Regions from separate parts of the Homo sapiens genome. Here region 1 is linked to region 2. A link is a loop called in an ENCODE intact Hi-C map of the cell type or tissue named here. Cell type or tissue: IMR-90. All regions are shown on one strand. Each heading gives the region's core, and the rest is flanking DNA. Links, peaks and the distances in the headings are about the cores only.

Region 1 (5,377 bases), core at 292-5,291, 160 kb before region 2:
GACGAGGCGAAGGCAAAGAGCCTGAGGTGAGGAAGAGCCCTACAGAGTTCTACTCCGCCCACTTTGGTGCTAGAGCAAAGGGCAGAGTGCAGTAAGCGGCGAGAGATAAGGCTGAGTAACCTGACAAGAATTACATTGACACAGGTGTTTTTATTTCATGGTGAAAATTTTGGAACTTTTCCTGAGAACAGATGTAAGCCAATGGCACAGTAAATGACAGGAGATTTAAAATGTCACCTGTCAAGCCACTGCTTATGAAGGGTTTTTCCTCAACTAAGTATTTCTAAATGAGTCTGAGGTCTGTTGGTCTTCAACTCCACCAAAACCCAGAGAACCTGATGATGACTTTGTTTTCAGAGAATCCTTTCAACGTGCTGGCTGACAGTTCCATGAGGATGGCAAAAGTGAAGAAATTGTAGAGCCAGTAAAAAAGAGATGGATACACTTCTTGGGAATTTTTTAAGCTATCGGACATGATGAATTAATGGTACATGAGTATACTCTTCACTGTGAAAGTTTTTGTTTTCACATCTTTCACTAGATGTGTGTAAGGAAAAGATACTGAACGTAGTATCTACTAACCCAATAATGAAAAGGAATGCCATTTGCTATTTACACTTTATTACTAAAATAAACCTAAATTTAATTAATAAATTTTGGAAACATACTTTTCTTTGTTTCTGTAATTATTTGTTCTACACAGTCCGGCTCCATCTAAAATACATTAAAAAAATAATAATGTTTAAGTTAAACAAGAGACATTATCATGAGAATAATATATCACTTACAAAATGTGGCCTTTAGTATTTTTAGGGACTAGACGTAACATGAAGTTTGCTTAAAAAGAAAAGTAATCACATAAATAAAGTAAAATTCCTGCTTATTTTAAGTTTAGATAATAGAGGATGTATCTGTGCAATGCTGTTTAGAGTAATCTGACAAAAATAGATAATATTGGTCTATTGGATATACATAATTTTAGAAAGGTGTTGTTTTATTAGTACAAAGGTTAAATAATGGCCGGGCACGGTGGCTCATGCCTGTAATCCTAGCACTTTGGGAGGCGAAAGCGGGCAGATCATGAGGTCAAGAGATCAAGACCATCCTGGCCAACATGGTGAAACCTCGACTCTACTAAAAATACAAAAATTAGCTGGGTGTGGTGGTGCATGTCTGTAGTCCCAGCCACTCGGGAGGCTGAGGCAGGAAAATTGCTTGAACCCAGGAGGCAGAGGTTGCAATGAGCTGAGCTCGTGCCACTGCACTCCAGCCTAGTGACAGAGCGAGACTCCATCTCCAAAAAAAGAAGAAAAGAAAAGTTAAACAATTAAAGTCATATTTTGCAATGAATGCATTGCTTTGAAATTCTTAGCAAAACTCTGTCCTTTGTAAAAGTTTAATCCATTTTTTTACTTCAGTAATTTTTTCTTAAAAAGAAATTTATATTTACTTACAGAAAATTTTTTATAGTAAATTTTTCTTTTTTTTTTCTAGTTTGTATTCTAAATTAAAGTGGTACCTGTGTAAGTTTCTTCCAAAGGTATATCGAGGGATGCTGAGGTTTGGAGTACAATTAAACCCATCACACAGGTAGTGAGCATAGGACCCAAGAAGTAGTTTTTCAACCCTGGCCCATCCCCGTTCTTATTTCCCAGTGTCTATTGTTCCTATGTTTATGCCAATGTGCACCTAATGTGTAGCTCCCACATATGAGTGAAAACGAGACACTTGGTTTCTCTTTCTGCGTTAGTTTGCTTAGGATAGTGGATTCCAGTTGTATCCATGTTGCTGCGAAGGAAATGATTTTGTTCTTTTCATGGCTGCACAGTATTCCATGGTATATATATGGAATTTTCCAATCTACCTTGGATTTTCAATCTATCTTCGGTGCACCGGGATTGACTCCATGTCTTTGCTATTATGAATAGTGCTGCAATGAACATACATGTGCATGCATCTTTTTGTTACAATGAGTTATTTTCCTTGAGGTATACCCCTAGTATAGTAATGGGGTTGCTGTGTGTGGGATTACATGTGCCTGCCACCACTCCTGGCTAATTTCTGTAGTTTTAGTAGAGACAGGGTTTCATCATGTGGGCCAGGCTGGTCTCAAACTCCTGACCTCAGGTGATCTGCCTGCCTTGGCCTCCCAAAATGCTGGGATTACAAGCATGAGCCACCACACCTGGCCAAGCACAAAGCCTTTAACAGAAAAATGGAAATGAACCTTTCAGTGTTTTGTTTATTTAATTCATAAAATGCACTTATTTTGGATTCTATTAAATAATAAATATCTACATGTCATTAAGTGTTTGGTTGTCATTCACTTGTGATTATGGGTGGAAAGAGTTAAGATGATGCAAAGAAACTTTAGAAGTGGTATAGGCTGGGCATGGAGGCTCACCCCTGTAATCCCAGCACTTTGGGAGGCTGAGGCGGGTGGATAACAAGGTCAGGAGATTGAGACCAGCCTGGCAAATATGGTGAAATCCCATCTCTAGTAAAAATACAAAAATTAGCCAGGTGTGGTGGTGGGCACCTGTAGTCCCAGCTACTCAAGAGGCTGAGGCAGGAGAATCACTTGAACCCAGGAGGCGGAGGTTGCAGTGAGCCGAGATCGTGCCACTGTACTCTAGCCTAGGCAACAGAGCGAGACTGTCTCAAAAAAAAAAAAAAAAAAGTGATGTGAACCACAGACAAACTACAATCAAGTAGAGTAAGACCCTAGGTGTACCACCACCACTGCCACCGAGGCCTTCGTTACAGCACCCACAGGTTCCTCCCCACCCCAGAACGGGATGGGCCCTGCAGTGCTCCTACTCCCCCTTCCTGGCCCCCAGACTTCCTACTGCTACCACCACTAGCGCCGATGCCAATACAACCACCGTCACCCTCAATGTACCAGCCCACCCTACCAGGCTCCTACCACCTGGCCCCCGTGGGTGTCCTCCTACCGCTCTGATCGAGCTGCAGTCTCCATCACCACCACCAACCACATGAGGCAAGCTGCAGAACCACGTCATCTGCAGGCTAAACCGTACCACAGGCAACTCCTCCTTCTCCTCCTTCAGCCTGGCTTGGAGCAGCTGGGCAGGCAAAGCCCGAAAAGCCCAAAACAGGATTCAGGGAGTGGAACCGTTAGAGCCTCACCTTGTCACACTGGTGACTGGGTGGCAAGGATCAGTTTCATTGAAGGCACTCACACCCACCTTCCAAAGTCCAGCCTCTCCTTCTGGCAAGAGCTGGCCAGGAACTGGGGCCTGGGGTGGGAGTGAGTGCCTTCACTGAAACCAGCCCCTGGCCAGGTCCACCCGGCCAGGAATTACTGGGCCCACCAGGGCTGCCTTCCTCGGGGAGCCTGAGTAGGAGAAACTCAGACCCAGCCAGCCCTCCCCACCCAAGGGCTGGTTCCCATTCCTGACGCCTCCACCCACAGTGCCCTGTCCCCCACTTCCCCCGTGGTGCCTACTACTCCCTGCCCAGTAGTCCCAGGTGGTCTCTGCAACACAGAGCATGAGGGCGGGACGGGAAATCACAGTGGGTGTGGGGGCCCTGCGGTGCAATCTAGCTCAAGCAGGAGAAGATCTCCTTCTAGAGTCTGGAGTCCGGCAAGAAGAGAACGATCCCTTACTTGGAAGCCACCAGAAGGAAGAAGGAGGCCATTACTGTTGCTGCCTTTGCCACCTCCTCAGCTCGCCAGCACCGCTGGCAGTGTAGCCCCCGTAGCACCCCTAATCTGCCCCCTGCCACTAGCAGTGTAGCCCCCAGATAGCACATCCAACACACCCTACAGTTTCAGGCAATGTAACCCCAATACTCCCCCCCAAAGCACTCCCCCCACACCGCAGGGAGTGTACCATCCGATAGTGCCCACAATCTGACCCAGCCACAGGTGTTGCTGCACTGGATAGCATCCCAAACCCGCCTCCCCCCACTCCACCCCAGCAGTTCAGCTCCTGATGGCGCACCCCCCAGTCACAGGCAGTACAGCACCCAACAACGCCCCTAAACCACCCCCCACTGCCAGCATTGTAGCCCTGGGTAACGCCACCCAACCCACCCCCTGCTGCGGGAAGTGCAGCAGAAGATAGCACCCCTAACCCTTCCCCAGCCACCAGCAGTACACGTTAGTGTACACAACCTGCCTCCCGCCACCACTCCTGCCACCGCGGGCAGCATAGCCCCAGATAGCCAGTCAACCTGCCCCACCACCAGCAATGCAACCCCGGAGAGTGCCCCCAACCAGACCACTACCACAGGCAGTGTAGCCTCTAGCAGTGAGCCCCAATAGGACACCCAACCCTTGCCCCCAGAGACGTACAGGGCAGCCCCGGAACACTCACCTACCCCAACACATTTCTACCACTGTGGCCGAGCTGCAGTCTCCGACGTCACCACCAACCACAGCAAGGCGAGCTGCCACCAACCACATCGAGGTGAGCCACGGTGGCACAGGCTCCAGCCTCCAGCATGTGGCGTTCCCTCTCCCTTCTCCTAGTCCTCCAGCCCGGCAGAAGAAGCTCCCGCTGCCAGCCGCCCTCCTACTGGTCTGTGGCCACCACCAACCGCAGCGAGGTAGTGTCCCAGGCTCCAGGGATCCAGGTTCCATCCGTTCTCCAGCCTCCATCAGGCGGAAGGTGGCTCCCCCTTCCAGTTCTGTAAGCCGGGCACAGAGCAGCTCCTCAGCTCGACACAGAAGAGCTTGAAATGATCTGACATGACCTCAGCATGCTTTATCTACTGAGGTTATGCAAAAGCGGTTCCTGGACTACATGTTCTGATTGGACGAGAGAAAAACCTCTAGGCCTACTTTGATTGGACTTTATTTTCATGCTGTGGTTGGTTGTTAAGACTTGCTCTCATCCAATCAGAACATGATCATGAAGTCCAATCAGAGTAAGCCTGGAGGTTTTTTTCTCATCCAATCAAAACATGCAGTCCAGGATCCTCCGTGGGCATAACGGCAGTATATAAATGATGCTGAAAAGAAATCTGGTCTTTTCAGGTTCCCGTACTGACGTGTCGAGGTGGTCGCATCCCGGCGTAGAGGACTAGGAATCGGGAGTCACTGGCCGTATGCTGGAGGCTGGAGACGCGGGAGCGTGGCTTGCCTCGCTGCGGTTGTTGGCAGCGATGGAGATGGCGCGGCTGGAGAGGTAGAAGAAGGAAAACAGTTTTGGGATAGTTGGAGGGGGGTAAAGAGGGTAGTTAATGCCAAGGGGAAAAAAAGGATAGCAGGAGAAGGGGTTGCAAAAAGATGGCGGCGAAAAGATGGTGGGGAAAAAAGTTTTTGGGTACATGGAGGCAGAAAAACAGGGTGGGGAGCGGGAGGGAGGGAAGGTTTTGCAGAAAGCCGGTGGGTAAAAAGTGTTTCGAT
Region 2 (5,377 bases), core at 189-5,188:
TTGCAGTGAGGCGAGATTGTGCCACTGCACTCCAGCCTGAGCAACAGAGCGAGACTCCATCTCGAAAAAAAAAAAAAAAGAATAACAGATTTCTCCTAAGAAACAAATTAAACTAGAAAAAAACAAAAGCACCATCTTTATAGTATTAAAATTAAAAACAAAACAAACTGTCAACCTAGAATTATATCCTCAACAAAAACTAATTTTAGAAATGAAAGACAAGGATAATCACTTTTTTTCAGAAAGGGAAAATCTGAATGAATTAATCACCAGCACATGTGCCCTATAAGAAATGTTACAAGAAGTCCTTCAGGCAGAAGGAAAAGGATGCCATATGGATATATGCATCTTCACAAAGGAATAAAGAACACTAGAGGCCGGGTGCGGTGGCTCATCCCTGTAATCCCAGCACTTTGGGAGGCCTAGGCGGGCGGATCAGGAGGTCAGGAGATCGAGACCATCCTGGCTAACGCGGTGAAACCCCGTCTCTACTAAAAATACAAAAAATTAGCTGGGTGCGGTGGCAGGTGCCTGTAGTTCCAGCTACTCGGGAGGCTGAGGCAGGAGAATGGCATGAACCCGGGAGGCGGAGCTTGCAGTGAGCGGAGATAGCGCCACTGCACTCCGACCTGGGCGAAAGAGCGAGACTCCATCTCAAAAAAAAAAAAAAAATACTAGAGCCGGGCACAGTGGCTCATGCCTGTAATCCCAGCACTTTGGGAGGCCGAGGCAGGCAGATCACGAGGTCAAAAGATCAAGACCATCCTGGCCAACATGGTGAAACCCTGTCTCTACTAAAAAAATACAAAAATTAGCTGGGTGTGGTGGCATGCACCTGTAGTCCCAGCTACTCTGGAGGCTGAGGCAGGAGAATCCCTTGAACCCAGGAGGTGGAGGTTGCAGTGAGCCGAGATTGTGCTACTTTACTCCAACCTGGTGACAGAGTGAGACTCCATTTCAAAAAAAAAAAGAACACTAAAAATAGTAAGTATGTGGGTAAATATAAATGATATATGTTTTCTTATTTTACAATTCTCTTTGGAAGACTTTCTAAAGCATAGTAATAATACATCGTGGGGTTTATGATATCTGTAGAAGTAACATATATTGTAATAATAGCAAAAAAGCCAATAGAGTAGAAATGGAACTATACTATTGTAAGGTCCTTATGCTATCACATGAAGTAGTATAATATTACAGAAAGTTAGTGACGAAGAAGTATAAACAAACATAGGGCAACCACTACAAAAAATAAAAAAGACAGTTACAGCTAATAAGCCAACAAAAGAGATAAAAATAAAGCTAAAACAATTACTCATTCCAGAAAGAAGGAGGAAGCTGAGAACCCTGCATAGAGTTGCCCAGCTCCTGGCCCTGAACAGGTCCTAAGGGAGGGTGAGTGAAGGAACTATGGGCAACACACTCCTGCCATGGGCTTCTGGGATCCTATAGCCACAAGAGATGCCATGGCCCCACAGTGGGGTCATGCCCGGGGAACTGCCAGAGAGTAACCAGAGGCAGAGCTCATGCCTGCGTGGAGCCAGAAGGTTTTGTGTGCAGGGCAGCTGCAGCAAAACACAATCATAGGTGCCCATCCTCCAAGGCACTCCGTCTTGCGCCGAGTGGCTCTAGCCCCTGCTCAATGCTGGGCAGGAGAGAGCAGGGCTGTCTTTCCTGTGGGACCAGGGTGCATCTGACCTCCCCCGACTCCCCCTGCCCCCTGCTCAGCATCTACTGGCCCCTCCTAAAGCCTTTGCCTGGCTGCTCCTGCAAGAGCATGCACAAAGCACAGCCTCCACTGCCTTGCCTGGGAACACTTTGGCTCCCCCAGCACAGCCAATGCTCAACTCAACAGGACAAAGCTGCAGGCCCAGTCCCAAACCGCCAGGGTGTGAGAATATAGCTCAGGAGTATTGAGCTGAGATCTGTGACTGGAGCTTGAGCAAGAGAGGAGCCTCCACTTTCAGAACACTGAAAAGAGTGCGGCACAGGTTCATGGGACAGTGTGGGAGCTAGGCCTGCCTCCCCCTGTAACACTGGTCTAAAAAGGATGCAGCTTATTTGCCAGCTGCAGCCTCTGCCCAAGGGTGTCCCAAAGCCTAGAGCACCTAACAACCCAAAGATCTAGTGCAGAAGGCTTGGGACAAAACTAGCTGGCTAGGCCAGCTCCAGGGCAGACACTAGGAGACCCAGTCTGGGTAGCACAAGCTGGGTGGTTCCCACAGCCATCTGCTGGGCAAAAAACCCTGGGCCACAGGTGCCACACCAGCTGCACACCCACAGCAACACCACCCTCCCCAGGGATCCTCTACCCTTGACCCAGTGCATCCACAGACACCTGCAGACATAACCCACAGCCTGCTTGGACTCTGCCAAGCACAGAGGATCAGTGGGCCCTTGGGGAGCTGCAGGTCTCCTGGAGTCCTAACCTTCAGTTCAGGCTGCCCCTAAGGGAGGCAGGAGCGCAGCCTGCCAGAGCCCCCCTTGGGGCTAAGGAAACATGGGGGCAATGCCAGTGATTGGAGGAGCTTCCCTAAGGCCTGAGAATGCACTTAGTGAGGGGGTCATCTCTCACTGCCCCCTCCTCAGTCTCCCCCACCCAAGAGTACTGCTGCAAACATGCTAAAATACAGAGGAGGCAGGTGGCTGAGAGCCTATCTGCTGACCCTTACACTTTAGCACCATCTACTGGATTATGGTTTTAATTACACCACCAAACGAAAATGCCTTCAGCGCACATCACCTGTGAAAGCCAATGCAGGTGTCTAGCCACAAATAAAGATCCTGTAGGAAGCCTTGGCCCTCTGAAAGCACCTAGAAACTAAACCTATCAACTATACTCAACATACCGCACAGTCAAACCTTCAATGGAAATAAACATATAAAAACAAAAAGCCACATCCAATGACAGCAATTTCAAAAAGACAAAGGAACATAAGCCCTCTCAGATGAGGATCAGTACAAAACGCTGGCAATTCAAAAAGTCAGAGTGTCTATTTACCTCCAAAAGATCACACTAGCTCCCCAGATTGAAATGGCTGAAATGACAGAGAATTCAGAATCTAGGTGGCAAGGAAGCTCAACAAGCAGCTAACAAACATATGAAAGAATGTGCATCATCACTAATCATCAGAGAATTCCAAATCAAAACCACAATGAGATACTATCTCACAACAGTCAGAATAGCTATTATTAAAAAGTCAAAAAACAACTGATGCTGGCAAGGCTGTGGGGAAAAGGGAATGCTTATATGCTACTGGTGGCAATGTAAATTAGTTCAGTCACTGTGGAGAGCAGTTTGGAGATTTTTCAAAGAAGTAAGAATTGAACTACCATTTGACCTAGCAATCCCATTACTGGATATATACCCAAAGGAAAACAAACCATTCTACCAAAAAGACACATGCATGCGTATCTTCATTGCAGCATTATTCACAATAGTAAAGACATGGAATCAACCCAGGTGGCCATCAACAGTGGACTGGATGAAGAAAATGTGATACATATACACCATGAAATACTATGCAGACATAAAAAAGAATGAAACTGTGTCCTTTGCAGCAACATGGAAGCAGCTGGAGGCCATTATCTTAAGTGAACTAATGCAGAAACAGAAAACCAAATACCACGTTTTCATTTACAAGTGGGAGTGAAACATTAGGTACAAATGGACATAAAGGTAGGAACAATAGACACTGGGGAACACGAGATGAGGTATAGAGAGGAGAACAAGGGCTGAAAAGCTAACTGATGGATACTATGCTCACTTCCTGGGTAATAGTCAATCATACTCTGAACCTCAGCATCACGCTATATACTTTTGGAACAAATCTGCGTATGTACACCCTGAATCTAAAATAAAAGTTGGAAAAAAAACCCCTACTCATTCCAAGAGCAGGCAGAAAAAGACAGAAATGGGAATGAACAGAAGATGGGACAAACAGGAAGCAAACTATTACAATGGTAGAATTAAGCTCAGTTATGTCAATAATATTAAATGTAAATGGCCCATCTAAACAGCCCCATTAAAAGGTAGATATTGTTCAATTAGATAAAGAATTAAGATTCATCTCTATGCTTCCTATAAGAAAAACACTTTAAATATAAAGATGCAAAGAGGTAAAAGTAAAAACACAGAAAATGATATACCATGGTAACACTGAGCAAAAGGAGCTATAGTGGCTAAATCAGTAACAAAGTAGACATCAGAGAAAAGACAATTACCAGGGTTACAGAGAGTCATTTCATAATGATAAGGGGTCAACTAATCAAAAGTTTATAACAATTGTATATATTTATGTACCTAATAATTTCAAAATACATGAAGCAAAAACATATAGGATTAGAAGAAAAAAATTAAAAAATCCAAAGTTATACTGGGGAGATTTCAATACCTTTTTCTCAATAACTGATAAAATAAAAATAGACAGAAAACCAGTGACAACATAGAAGACTGAAACATTATCGGCTGGGCGCGGTGACTCACACCTATAATCCCAGCACTTTGGGAGGCCGAGGCAGGTGGATCACCTGAGCTCAGAAGTTTGAGACCACCCAGGGCAACATGGTGAAACCCCATCTCCACTAAAAATACAAAATAATTAGCCGGGTGTGGTGGCGCATGCCTGTAGTCCCAGATACTGGAGAGGCTGAGGCAGGAGAATTGTTTGAGCCCCTGAGGCAGAGGTTACAGTGAGCCAAGATGACACCACTGCAATCCAGCTTGGGCTACAGAGTGAGACTCCATCTCTCTCTCTCTCTCTCTCTCTCTCTATATATATATATATATATGTATATGGGCCATTTACATTTGATATTATTGACGTAACTGAGCTTAATTCTACCATTCTAATAATTTGCTTCCTGTTACCATATACCATTGAAACACAATGTATCAATGTGTGTGTATATATATATAGTATCAATGTATATATGTGTGTATATATGTATCAATGTGTATATATATACAGTTTATGTATATATAAACTATATATATAAACTTGCTGTAATATTAATACTCTACCCAATAACATATGTTCCTTTAAAATGCACTAATAAGATTTCCAAGATAGACTGTATTCTTGGCCATAAAACAAGTCTTGATTAATTTTAAAAAGATTTAAATCATATATAGCAGACCACTGTGAAATCAAAGTAAAAATCAATAACAGTATCTCTAGAATATCTCCAAATACTTGGATATCAAACAGCACACTTCTAATTAAACCATGAATCAAAGATATCAAAGGGGAAATTAGAAAGTTTTTTTTTTTTTTCCTGAGACAGAGTCTCACTCTGTCACCCAGGCTGGAGTACAGTGGCATGATCTCAGCTCACTGCAACTGCCACTCCCAGGTTCAAGCGATTCTCCTGCCTC

The links. A loop is a pair of places that touch in the nucleus more often than their neighbours do. Peaks named below come from ENCODE experiments on the same cell type or tissue, not always from the same donor. Only the 100,000 strongest peaks of a DNase experiment are listed, where the experiment ranks them.
Region 1: a loop joins it to region 2, with 7 times the contacts of the local background. A loop is called at or near these places in 9 of 110 quality-filtered maps.

What each region holds. Positions count from the first base shown.
Region 1 is chr9:88,113,033-88,118,409 of GRCh38, reverse strand. It overlaps LOC124902202 (a long non-coding RNA gene), which reads left to right and starts at 4,946. Exons shown (of 2, transcript XR_007061649.1): 1 at 4,946-5,156. It overlaps LOC124902203 (a long non-coding RNA gene), which reads right to left and starts at 4,709. Exons shown (of 4, transcript XR_007061650.1): 1 at 4,348-4,709; 2 at 669-714. In IMR-90, for the core only: no CTCF peak of the experiment used is centred there; no DNase peak of the experiment used is centred there; H3K27me3 peaks cover 143 bases.
Region 2 is chr9:87,948,261-87,953,637 of GRCh38, reverse strand. No RefSeq gene overlaps it. Among named protein-coding and RNA genes, the nearest start is that of CDK20, 24 kb to the left of the region's middle. RefSeq lists an enhancer at 1,147-2,000. In IMR-90, for the core only: a CTCF peak has its summit at 2,691 (motif pointing left); no DNase peak of the experiment used is centred there.